Linked DNA regions of Homo sapiens: region 1 is linked to region 2. The links are chromatin loops, found by intact Hi-C in ENCODE. Cell type or tissue: B cell. All regions are shown on one strand. Each heading gives the region's core, and the rest is flanking DNA. Links, peaks and the distances in the headings are about the cores only.

What was found. Peaks named below come from ENCODE experiments on the same cell type or tissue, not always from the same donor. Only the 100,000 strongest peaks of a DNase experiment are listed, where the experiment ranks them.
Region 1: a loop joins it to region 2, with 37 times the contacts of the local background. A loop is called at or near these places in 109 of 110 quality-filtered maps.

What each region holds. Positions count from the first base shown.
Region 1 is chr3:124,562,753-124,568,126 of GRCh38, reverse strand. KALRN (kalirin RhoGEF kinase) reads right to left here. Exons shown (of 60, transcript NM_001388419.1): 34 at 5,038-5,284. All of the region lies in intron 2 of LOC105374076 (a long non-coding RNA gene), which reads left to right. Among named protein-coding and RNA genes, the nearest start is that of UMPS, 170 kb to the left of the region's middle. RefSeq lists a silencer at 2,891-3,185 and an enhancer at 2,891-3,185. In B cell, for the core only: CTCF peaks have their summits at 2,774 and 2,978 (motif pointing left); a DNase peak (open chromatin) is centred at 3,026; H3K27me3 peaks cover 608 bases.
Region 2 is chr3:124,686,583-124,691,956 of GRCh38, reverse strand. The region is part of intron 51 of KALRN (kalirin RhoGEF kinase); the gene reads right to left. Among named protein-coding and RNA genes, the nearest start is that of UMPS, 41 kb to the left of the region's middle. In B cell, for the core only: CTCF peaks have their summits at 2,723 and 2,925 (motif pointing right); a DNase peak (open chromatin) is centred at 2,936; H3K27me3 peaks cover 39 bases.

The DNA of each region.
Region 1 (5,374 bases), core at 72-5,071, 120 kb after region 2:
ATCTGGACATTAACCCTCAACCTTTCTAATACATCTTTAAGTATCTCCTAAGCTTGACACCCTGGGGGTGCTGAGTCCACAAAGCAGTGGTTCTCAACCCTAAGGGAACATCAGAATCACTAAGTTTGTTCTTCTTCTTTTTTTTTCCCCCTGAGATAGAGTCTCACTCTTTTGCCCAGGCTGGAGTGCAGTGGCGTGAACACAGCTCACTATAGCCCTGAACCCTCAGGCTCAAGCAATCCTCCCATCTCAGCCTCCTGAATAGCTGGGACTACAGGTGCATGCCACTATGCCCGGCTAATTTTTTTCTTTTTATTTTTTTCACAAAAGAACTTAAAAATATACTGATGTCCAGGTCCTTGGCAGCTGGATTAATTGTTCTGGGGTGGATATGAGGCATCAGTATTTTTAGAAACCTCCTCCAGGTGGTTTCTAAGGTGCATCCAGAGTTGGAAACCACTGCTACAAAGGCTTGCCTCTTGGGAGGTGCTGCCCTCCACCACCTGCTGCTGTGAAAGTGAGAGGGGCCTGTGGAAAGGCAGGACTAGGGCTGGAGGGCCCAATCCCAGTGAGAAGCCCTAAGATGTCAGAGTGGCAGTAAAGTAGCAGGAAAGGCAGCCCCACCCCAATTCTGACACACAGCCCCACTCTTTTTCACCAACCCCATCATGAATGACACCAAGACTTATCAGGAGGAAATAACCAACCACTGCTCCCACAGAAGGCAGAGGAGGGAAGGGCAGAGAGGAGCCCTAGCACTACCCAGAAGCTCAACAGGTGCTGGGAGCCCTGGTCTGCTCCAGCTTGGCCACAGACTCCCTGTGGCTTCAGGGAGGTCACCTTGCTTTCCTGAGCCTGAGTGTTCTCTTGGAAGAGAGGAGACCGGGCTAGTGCAGTGGTTCTCAACCCTGACTGCACCTTAGATTCACCTATGGAACACTTAAAAATACTGACCCTCAGGCCCCATCCAGAGATTCTGATTCCATTTGTTCTAGGTGGGGTCTGGGCATTGTCATTTGGAAAAGCTCCCAGATGATTCTCATGTGCAGCCAGCGTTGGGAACCCTGTGCTAGTGGATCATCAAGAACCATCCTGTGGTTCTTTTGTCCCCATTTCTGGGGTGATAGTCATGGCCTGAGCACTCACAAGGTGCTTAGCCCTCACACATAGTCCCTGCTTCACACAGCCTGCAAGAGTGCTGACTTGGTGCTCTCTGCAAATGCTAAGAGGACCAGTTCTCTTATGGGAATTGAAAAAGGAATTGATTCCAACCTCCTGACACCAGATGAGACCACTCTGTCCTATTCCACAACCCCCAGAGGAACATTTTATTCTCAATCTAGTTGTGCATAACTTATAAGGTAAAGCACCCACTGGAGACAAATTACTGCTGAGAGAAGAAAAGGCGGTTTGCCAAGCAGGCAGCCAGCTGGAATAAGAGAAGGAATAGCTTATTGGGTCTTAGCTAAGGCCAACACTCTGGGCAGACCCCAGAGAGACAGGGAAAGGGTTTTGAGGCTGGGCTATGTGCATAACTGCACACACTTTCAAATGGGGTCTAGTTAAGGGCATAAGGAGTGCTCCATGGAGAATGCAGACTTAGGTCCTTTTTTTTTTTTTTTGAGACAGGGTTTCACTCTGCAACCCAGGCTGGAGCACAGTGGTATGATCATGGCTCACTGCAGCCTCAGCCTCCCAGGGTCAGGTGATCCTCCCACCTCAGCCTCCTGAGTAGCTGGGACTATATAGGTGCACACCACCCCACCTGGCTAATTTTTAAATTTTTTTTGTAGAGACAGGGTTTCGCCATGTTGCCCAGGCTGGTCTCGAACGCCTGAGCCTGAGCAATCCACCTGCTTCAGCCTCCCAAAGTGCTGGGATTACAGGAGTGAGCCACTGCGCCTGGCCGACTTAGGTCCTTGACTGTTGGGAGTCGGGGACCTCTGTATTCAGAGCTCACATGGGTGAGAAGATAGTAAGACCTCACAGGATGCCATTTGAAAGCTCAGCATAATTGGCCTAAGCTTGGGGAAACAGGAACCAACCTGGAAATAAAAAGCCAAAGAAATGGGTGATAGGCACTGCTGGTACCTTTAAGAAGCTATGCTGGTTGGCAGAATTAGCTGGAAAGTTCTATGACAGCCTCCCTCCCAGCTTTGTCTCTTGCCTCTATTTTCCATTCCTGGTCTTCATCTCCTATTTTTAGTTAAATCTCCACTAATCTGTCCTATAGTCGAGACAACCCCCAGTCCTGTGCAATTCTTACCCTGAATGCTTCCACCTCCCACTTCGGGATCACAGATTGACTCTGACACTGCTCTCTGGCTTTCCACCTTGGGTTTGCTCCTGCGAAGTTGCACATGTGGCAGCCCCAGCAGGGAGGGAGTGCACATTTTACCCAGCCTCAGGCTAGGAGGCCAGGTCTAGGTCAGGAAGTCTCATCTTCCCTTGAAGCTGAGTCCCTCCTGATGAAAACGACCCACACCTGGGGATCCAAGGAACGTTAGCCTTTTGCGGCAAATGAATTGCTGTGCTTGATTTTGTCTCTGCAGATGGGTCTCTCAACTGGACTTGTGGGAGTGTGTAGTTATTTTGCTGGATAATCTATGGCAAATGATATAATAGCAAAAACTTATCATGACAACTAAAGTGCATTGAATGCCAGGCACTGCTGTGTTTTGTCTCCATTACCTCATTTTACCCTCACAATCTACCTTCTGTGTACCCTCTTCTCCTCTTGGCTAGACTTCAAGCGGAACCAGATTCCTGAGTTTCCTTGATTTTCCTCTTGTGCCTGCAATTTCAAATTCCCACACAACTTCCTGACACAGTCCCTCCTTAGTCCTCAGAGGACAGGGGGGAAAGCAGGCAATGATTAAATTGGGAGTGGAGGGCACGAGGAGAATTAGGACGTCGGTCTTAGCTGACATTTTTCTCCTGGTGGAAAAAACCCTGGAAGGCTGGATGCAGCACAAACAATTCAGCCTGCTGCTGCCATCTAGTGGAGGAAAGGAAGTCAGGCTTTGGAGGTAGACCAGATGGCACTCCAGACACCGGAGTGTTTTAAATATGTTCTGAGTTCACAGTTAACCATCAGGAAGCCTGCAGCAGGTCTCCATGCTGACCCTCGTCCCCATCTTCCTCTCCTAGAAATATCTAGCACAGGTCTGCATAGAAGGCATGCCTGCTGCTGATTATCTGGCCAGTTACAAAAATAAGCCCAGAACTAAGGCCTGGCTTTGGCTTCCTCAGTGTAAAATGCTTGGCTGCAAGGCCTCTGCCACTTGGACTTCACAAGTCAGTGGATCTCAAACTCAAATGTGCATCAGAGCCACCTGGAAGGCTTGTTAAAATACAGACTGTTGGGACCCACCGGCTCTGGAGGAGTGGGGGTTCTGATCATTTGCGTTTCTTTCTTTTTTAAAATTAAATTTAAAAACACTTTTTGAGGCAGGACCTTGCTCTGTCACCCAGTCTGGAGTGCAGTGGTGCAAGCATGGTTTACTGTAATCTTGTCTTCCCAGGCTCAAATGATCCTCCTGCCCCAGCCCCCCACTGAGTAGCTGGAACTATGGGTGTGTGCCACCATGCCTGGCTAAAATTTTTTAGTTTTGTAGAGATGGGGGTCTCACTATGTTGCCCAGTCTGGTCTCAAACTCCTAGCCTCAAGCCAGCCTCCCAAAGTGTTGGGATTACAGGTGTGAGCCACTGTACCTGGCTTTTAACTTTGATTTTTTATTTTTAGAGGTGCGGTCTTTCTCTGTCAGCCAGGTTGGAGCGCAGCGATGCAATCATAGCTCACTGCAGCCTCAAACTCCTGGGCTCAAGTGATCCTCCTGCCTCACCATGCCCTGAGTAGTTGGAACTACAAGTGAACACCACCTTGCCCAGCTAATTTTTTTTTTTTTTTTTTTTTTTTTTTGAGACGGAGTTTCGCTCTGTCGCCCAGGCTGGAGTGCGGTGGCGCGATCTCGACTCACTGCAAGCTCCGCCTCCCGGGTTCACGCCATTCTCCTGCCTCAGCCTCCCGAGTAGCTGGGACTACAGGCGTGCGCCACCATGCCCGGCTAATTTTTGTATTTTGCCCAGCTAATTTTTTTAATTTTTTTTTTTTTTTTTTTGAGACAGAGTCTCGCTCTGTTGCCCAGGCTGGAGTGCAGTGGCACAATCTTGGCTTGCTGCAGCCTCATGGCAACCTCAGCCTCTCGGGTTCAAGTGATTCTCCTGCCTCAGCCTCCCAAGTAGCTGGGACTACAGGTATGTGCCGCCTTGCATTTTTAAATTTTTGTAGAGACAGGGTCTCACTAAGTTGCCCAGGCTGGCACCTGCATTTCTAACAGGTTCCCAGGGCATGCTGATATTACTAATCCAGAGACCACCCCTAAAGAAACACTGTCATGAGGAGTTTAGTCTCCCTGGCATGAGAAAAAGTGAGTAAACAGGCATGTGAAGGGAACACAGAGCTTACATACAATAAAAGCCAAGGCTAGAATACTTTATCTGTTGAAGGCACATAAAGGAGTCATGGACCTCAAAGCCTGGCTGGGCTGAGGGAAGGATCAGATCTGACTCAGCTGTGGCTCCTCCCTGGGTGTGCCTGGTGTCTCCAGGTCAGCATGTGAGTACTTGGTCGGGGGTCAGAGAGCCAGAAGTTGCTGTGGAGCGGGAGTGGGTCAGTGGAGAAAGGATGAGTCTAAACCATATTTGGCCAAAGGTAGAAGAGGACTTTCCCGAATGTAGTGTGATATGATGGGAAAACTGGAAGAGATCTTGGAGGTTACTTAATTCAACCTTCATTTCCAAGATGAAACTGACTCAGGAAGGCTAAATGACTTTCCCAAAGTCACACACAGTTACTCGGGAGCTCTTCCTCTCCAAGTTCCCAACCCATTCTCTTCACAGTCAGGTCCCAAAGAAACCCCACAGGGTAAAAATGGGTCTGTGAGACAGGTCACTTCCATGGTGGTCTTCAGCTAGAGTCAGGCCAGCGCTCATGGCCTCCTTGGTCTGTGCCTCCCACCCGCTCTGTTCTCCTACCTTTCACCAAGGGGAAGAAGCAGTCCATCTCCACGCTGCTTCGGGAGTGTGAGATGCACAGGGCGCTGCTGGGGACCAGACCCTCCAAGGGCGGGCTCCGTTCGGTGGTACGGACCAGACACCAACCAGGCCGCTCGCTGGGCCGCTCCAGCAGCTCTACCGTCTGCCCCACCTGGATGGTCAGCTCACTGCTGTGGCCCGCACTGAAGTCCTGGAGGACCACTGTCAGCTCACATCCACCAGAGAGCTTTGGAGGGTGGTGGTGGAGGGAGTAGAACAGGAGGGCATGGAGGAAGGGGGGAGAAATATGGGAGAGGGTTGGTGAGAGGGGACGAAG
Region 2 (5,374 bases), core at 277-5,276:
GTGGATGAGAACATCTGGTAGAACCTACTGCATTTCCCACACCTAAAAGAGTTCTCTGTGTGAAAAGGTTTCGAGGCATGGCATGGGGAAGGATGTAAAGGGTTGCTCCACTCAAACTATTAAATCAACCACGAGCAGCACTGCATCACCTGTAGGGGGGCACTAAAGAGGCCAAACATTTCTCTTCCTGGTTTGGATAAGGCAGGGAGAATGGCATCCCAGTCAGTCATTTGACAGTCAAAGAAAAGAAGGCTAAGAATATTTTCTAAATGTTAACAGTGGTTATCTCAGGGTGGTAGGTTTAAGGGTGGCTTTGTCCCCATTCAAAAAACATTAACTGACCTTGTCATACTCTCTAAGTACAGTTTTGTGGGTAGAGAAATACTAAGACATAGGCTCTACCCTTGGGATTTATAAAGCATCTTGATTTGGGGTGACTGTTGTTTCCTTTCTTTTCTTATGTGGGCTTCCCAAATATTCTGCAATCAGCATGTTTCGCTTTCTTTATTTAATTTATTTATTTATTTTGAGACGGAGTTTCACTCTTCTTGCCCGGGCTGGAGTACAATGGTGTGATCTCAGCTCACCGCAAATTCCGCCTCCCCGGTTCAAGTGATTCCCCTGCCTCAGCCTCCCGAGTAGCTGGGATTACAGGCATGCGCCACCATGCCCAGCTAATTCTGTATTTTTAGTAGAGACGGGGTCTCGCCACGTTGGTCAGGCTGGTCTTGAACTCCTGACCTCAGGTGATCCGCCTGCCTCGGCCTCCCAAAGTGCTGAGATTACAGGCATGAACCACCACGCCCGGACTCACTTTCTTAATAATTATTTTTGAAGGAAAAATACAGCACGGTCGAACCTATTAGACTATAAGCTCTTCAAAGACAGGAAGTATTTGTCACTCACCTTTGTACCTCAGGGCCCTAGCCCAAGGGTCTGTCACATAAAGGGTATTTAATAAATGTTGGTGAATACATATTTGACCTTTGACTTCATTTCAGACCTTCCAAGAACTTATGAACCAGTAATTAAGTCTTATTCGCAATCTTTCTTTCCAGTGTCTCTGCTAAGGACTACACTCAAATTAGGAATATTTGCTTTTGTTTGGGCATGGTGGCTCACACCTGTAATCCCAGCACTTTGGGAGGCCCAGGCGGGCGGATTACTTGAAGTTCGCATAAGCTACTCACAAACTCCTTCATGTGCTCCTCCAAAACCCTGGAGGAAGTGCAGAGCAAATGTTATGTATCCCCATTTCCTAGGTGAGATAGGGAAGTGAAGTGTTAAGATCACAGTGACAGAGGACTGGCTCCGAGAGCTCTTGAATTTTATTCCAGTGCTCGTTCCATCATAGCATTCAGCAAAGTGGGAGGGTCTTAGGAAAAGCATTGTGAAACTTTGTCATTGACATCAAAGGCCTACCTGCTTATCTTTGCTCTCCACCTCTCTATCTATCCTATCTCTACTCAGTCCTTTAATTTAAAATCCTCCAGCAAGGACCAAGAGCCTGGGCAAGGTCCACACTAATGTTTTTTTTCTAACTTTGACTCTGGACTACGGTCATAGAAGATTCCTCCCTCATTTTTTCTCTTTCTTCTTTGAAGCAAATCAGAGTACGAACTGGAGGAGAACACCCTTCTCACACAGTAGACTAATTACCGATATATTTGTCTGTGGCTCCCTATGGACTGCAGGGCCCATGAGGACAAGGACCATATTGTTTTATTTATTATTACTTTTTATTTATATTCTTAAATTTTTTATTTTCTCTTTTTTTGAATTCTAATGGGCCATATTGTTCGCTAGTATTGCCTCCAAGCTTAGCATGATACCTGGCACATATGTGCTCTGTTGATATTTGTCAAATCAATGAAAAGCTTAAGTGGTGGGATCCTAATTTTGGGGAGGAGAGCTGAGAAAATGTCCTGCCATGAACTTGCTCAGGAATCTAATCAGTCAGTCAATGTCTGAGATGTAGCCAATAGTGATCTTCCTCCTCTGCACTCTTCTAGGGGCTGTAGGTACCTCTAAGTCTCTGACCATGAACTGCTAAGTACCATAACGTCTTACTGAACTGTATTTGCCCTACCAGACTTGTGAACCTTTTGAAGGTAGTAACCCTTTCCCGTGTTTTATGCACCATCAGTCATAAATTTTTTTTGCTATGAACCATCAGTCATATTTTTTTTTGCTATGAGTCTTGCACATAGCAGAAAAATCAAATATTTGTTGAATGAAATTAACTGAAGTCACCCAATTAGTAGACTAGAAATTAGGCTTCCTGACCACCTTGTCTAGTGGTCATTGCTGGTGTGTGCAGGATCCTGAGGGCTTTATATAAGCTGCACATTTTTCTTGAAATATAATGTTTTCCTTCCTTAGAAACAGGTTGGAGTCAATGTAAAATGATAGATGGGAAGGAGGAGAGAGCTGGAATCCAAAATAGTGGTTGTGGGCTGGGTATGGTTGCTCACGCCTGTAATCCCAGTACTTTGGGAGGCTGAGGCAGGAGGATCACTTGAGCTTAGTTCAAGACCAGCCTGGGCAACATAATGAGACCTCATCTTTACTAAAAAATAAAAACAAATGAGCTAGGTGTGGTGGTGCACAGCTACTCGGGAAGCTGAGGTGGGAGGATTGCCTGAGTCCAGGAAGTTGAGGCTGTGGCAAGCCAAGAAAGTGCCACTGTACTGGGCAACTGTTGCCTGGGCAACAGAGTGAGACCCTGTTTCAAAAAAATAAAAAAAAGAAAACATAGACGAAATAGTGGTCGTGGAGGAAAGATGACATTGTTCACATAAAATGCACATGTTCTCTCTCTGTGAAACAGCACAAGAGAATGCTGGGCCAAGTCCGGGAGGACAGGGCTGGTGTAGACACCGTGGGAAAGAACTACAGGTTCCTAAAGCTGGTTTTATTTGACCAGCAGAGGGCAGCAGGTGGCAGCGCTTCCTCCCAGGCGAGAACAAGAACCACCACAATGTGATCCATCAGCAACTTAGTTTCCTTCTGGAGAGAAATCCAATAATTTTATCGTTTTTTCTTCAAAATGGCAGGGCAGTCAGGTAAGAGGAAAGAGTTACAGGTAATATTAACCAGCACTGACTACCATAAGCTGAGCTTTGAGGAAATCTTGGCGTCTATTTTCCTTGTCAGCCAATGTCTGACTGACTCTAAGACTTAAGAGTGAGGGTGAAATTCTGTCTAGAAAATGAGTTGTTAACTGACTCCAGAAGAAAAAGACCTCCACTCCCATTTTTCCCAAATTCCTTATCACAGTCACAAAACAGAGCTCAAAACTACGTATTGAGAACACTGAAGGAATAAAAACGCTCAAATAAACATAAACCAAATACCCTAAACCCAACTGACAGCTGCCCAGAATATATTTCTATATTTTTCCTTTTTCTATTCCTTTTACACTTGTTTCATATGAACCTGTATTCAGAGTAGGCAGGAAAGGAATTTTAGATGATGAGATCTAGCAATAAAATAAAGATATAAGAAAAACAATTTTTAAGAATTTAGGTATAATAGTAGGGTTTGAAGGTTTAACCCTTCGTGTTTTCAATCTGGCCAAACTGGACTCGAATTTCTAAAGTTTTAGAAAATATTCCTACCTCTGCTCTTTTTTTTTTTTTTTTTTGACAGGGTCTCACGCTGTTGCTCATGCTGGAGTGCAGTGGCATGATCACCACTCACTGCAGCTGCAAGTTCCTAGGCTCATGTGATCCTCCTGCCCCAGACTCCCTGAGGAGCTGCGACTACAGGTGAACACAGCCACATCCAACTAATTTTTTCTATTCTTTATAGAGATGGGGTCTCGCCATGTTGCCCAGCTGGTCTTGAACTCTGGGCCTCAAGTAATCCTCCCACCTGTGCCCGCCCAATGTGCTGGGATTACAGGTATGAGCCACCACACACAGCCTCCTCTGCTCATTTCTAAATGAGCATAAGACAAGCTGTAATTTTAAAAAATGTAAATGCAACATAATCCCAAGCAGCGATAGACTTGTCTCTTTCAACTAGTTCCTTACTCCCAAGTATTTTCGTTATCATTTAGTTCTAAGTGTTTTTCTTCAACTATGATTTTTTTCTTTTACCCAGTTGTAATGAGTATGTTTTTACATTTCCAAAGATGTGAGATTTTTAAAAAGGATATTTTTGTTGATGATTTCTAACTTAATTGCATTGTGCTTGGAGGACTTGGTCTGTATGATACTGATTCCTTGTTTTTTGTTGAGGTTTGCTTTGTAAGTAGCACACATGGTCAATTTTTGTAAAAAAATTCCATATGGTTTTCCAAAAAATGTATAATCATTAATTTGGGGGTACAGGTCTCTATATGTGTCCATGTGTCAAGTACATTGATTGTTTTATGGATATTTCTAGTCCAAATATCCCCCTTTACCCCTCAATATTTTGGTTAGAGAACATTTAGTGTGCTGTCAAAAATAAAAAGGATGAAAATATGGCTTTTAACAGAATAATGAAAGCATCTATCACCCATCTCACAAGATAGTTGGTTGCAAAGGACCAAAATGGGGGTGCGTTGCTGTGTATGCACTGGTCTCCAGCTGCTCCTGGCAGCCTAGGAGTCAGTTAGGAAGGGACTGGAGGTGGGGGGCTGAGGAGGATGCAGTGGTGGAGTTACAGCTTCTTCTTTATAAATCACATTTCCAACCTAGCCATGACCTTGACTTTGGATAATGCCTTTATGTATGAGTGTTTTGGAGTCTTATCCCTTAATGATTTGGCCCTGATTATGCCCTGATTATGCCCCAATCCCCTAAACTTCCCAGAGTCTTCGGAGCTATGTAACAGATTAACATTTGTTCTGAGGACCCAGTGCCATGGCTCATGCCTATAATCCCAGCACTTTGGGAGGCTGAGGCACGAGGATCACTGGAGGCCAGGAATTCAAGACCAGCCTGAACAACATCGGGAGAACCCACTTCTAAAAAAATTTAAAAATTAGCTGGCCATGGTGGCACGTGCCTGTAGTCCCAGATATTCAGGAGGCTGAGGGTGGGAGGGTCACTTGAGCCTGGGAGGTTAGTGCTGCAGTGAGCCGAGATCATGCCACTGCACTCTAGCCTGGATGACAGAGAAAGACCCTGTCTCAAAAAAAAAAAAAAAAAAAAAAAAAAAAAAAAAATCTCACCAGTGTTTGCATAGATGCTGGTTACCTTCCTAAAGCACAGGACGAATCATATGGACTGCTTAAAACCTACTGCTGTTCCTTGGAGTCCATGGATCAAGTCCTGGCTTCCTAGCAGGTCCTTCCATGCCTTTGTTGTCTGTCTGGTCTCAACCCATCTGCCAGGCTTTATCTCCTACAGCTCTTCCTACATAACTAACCCCAGGTACTCAG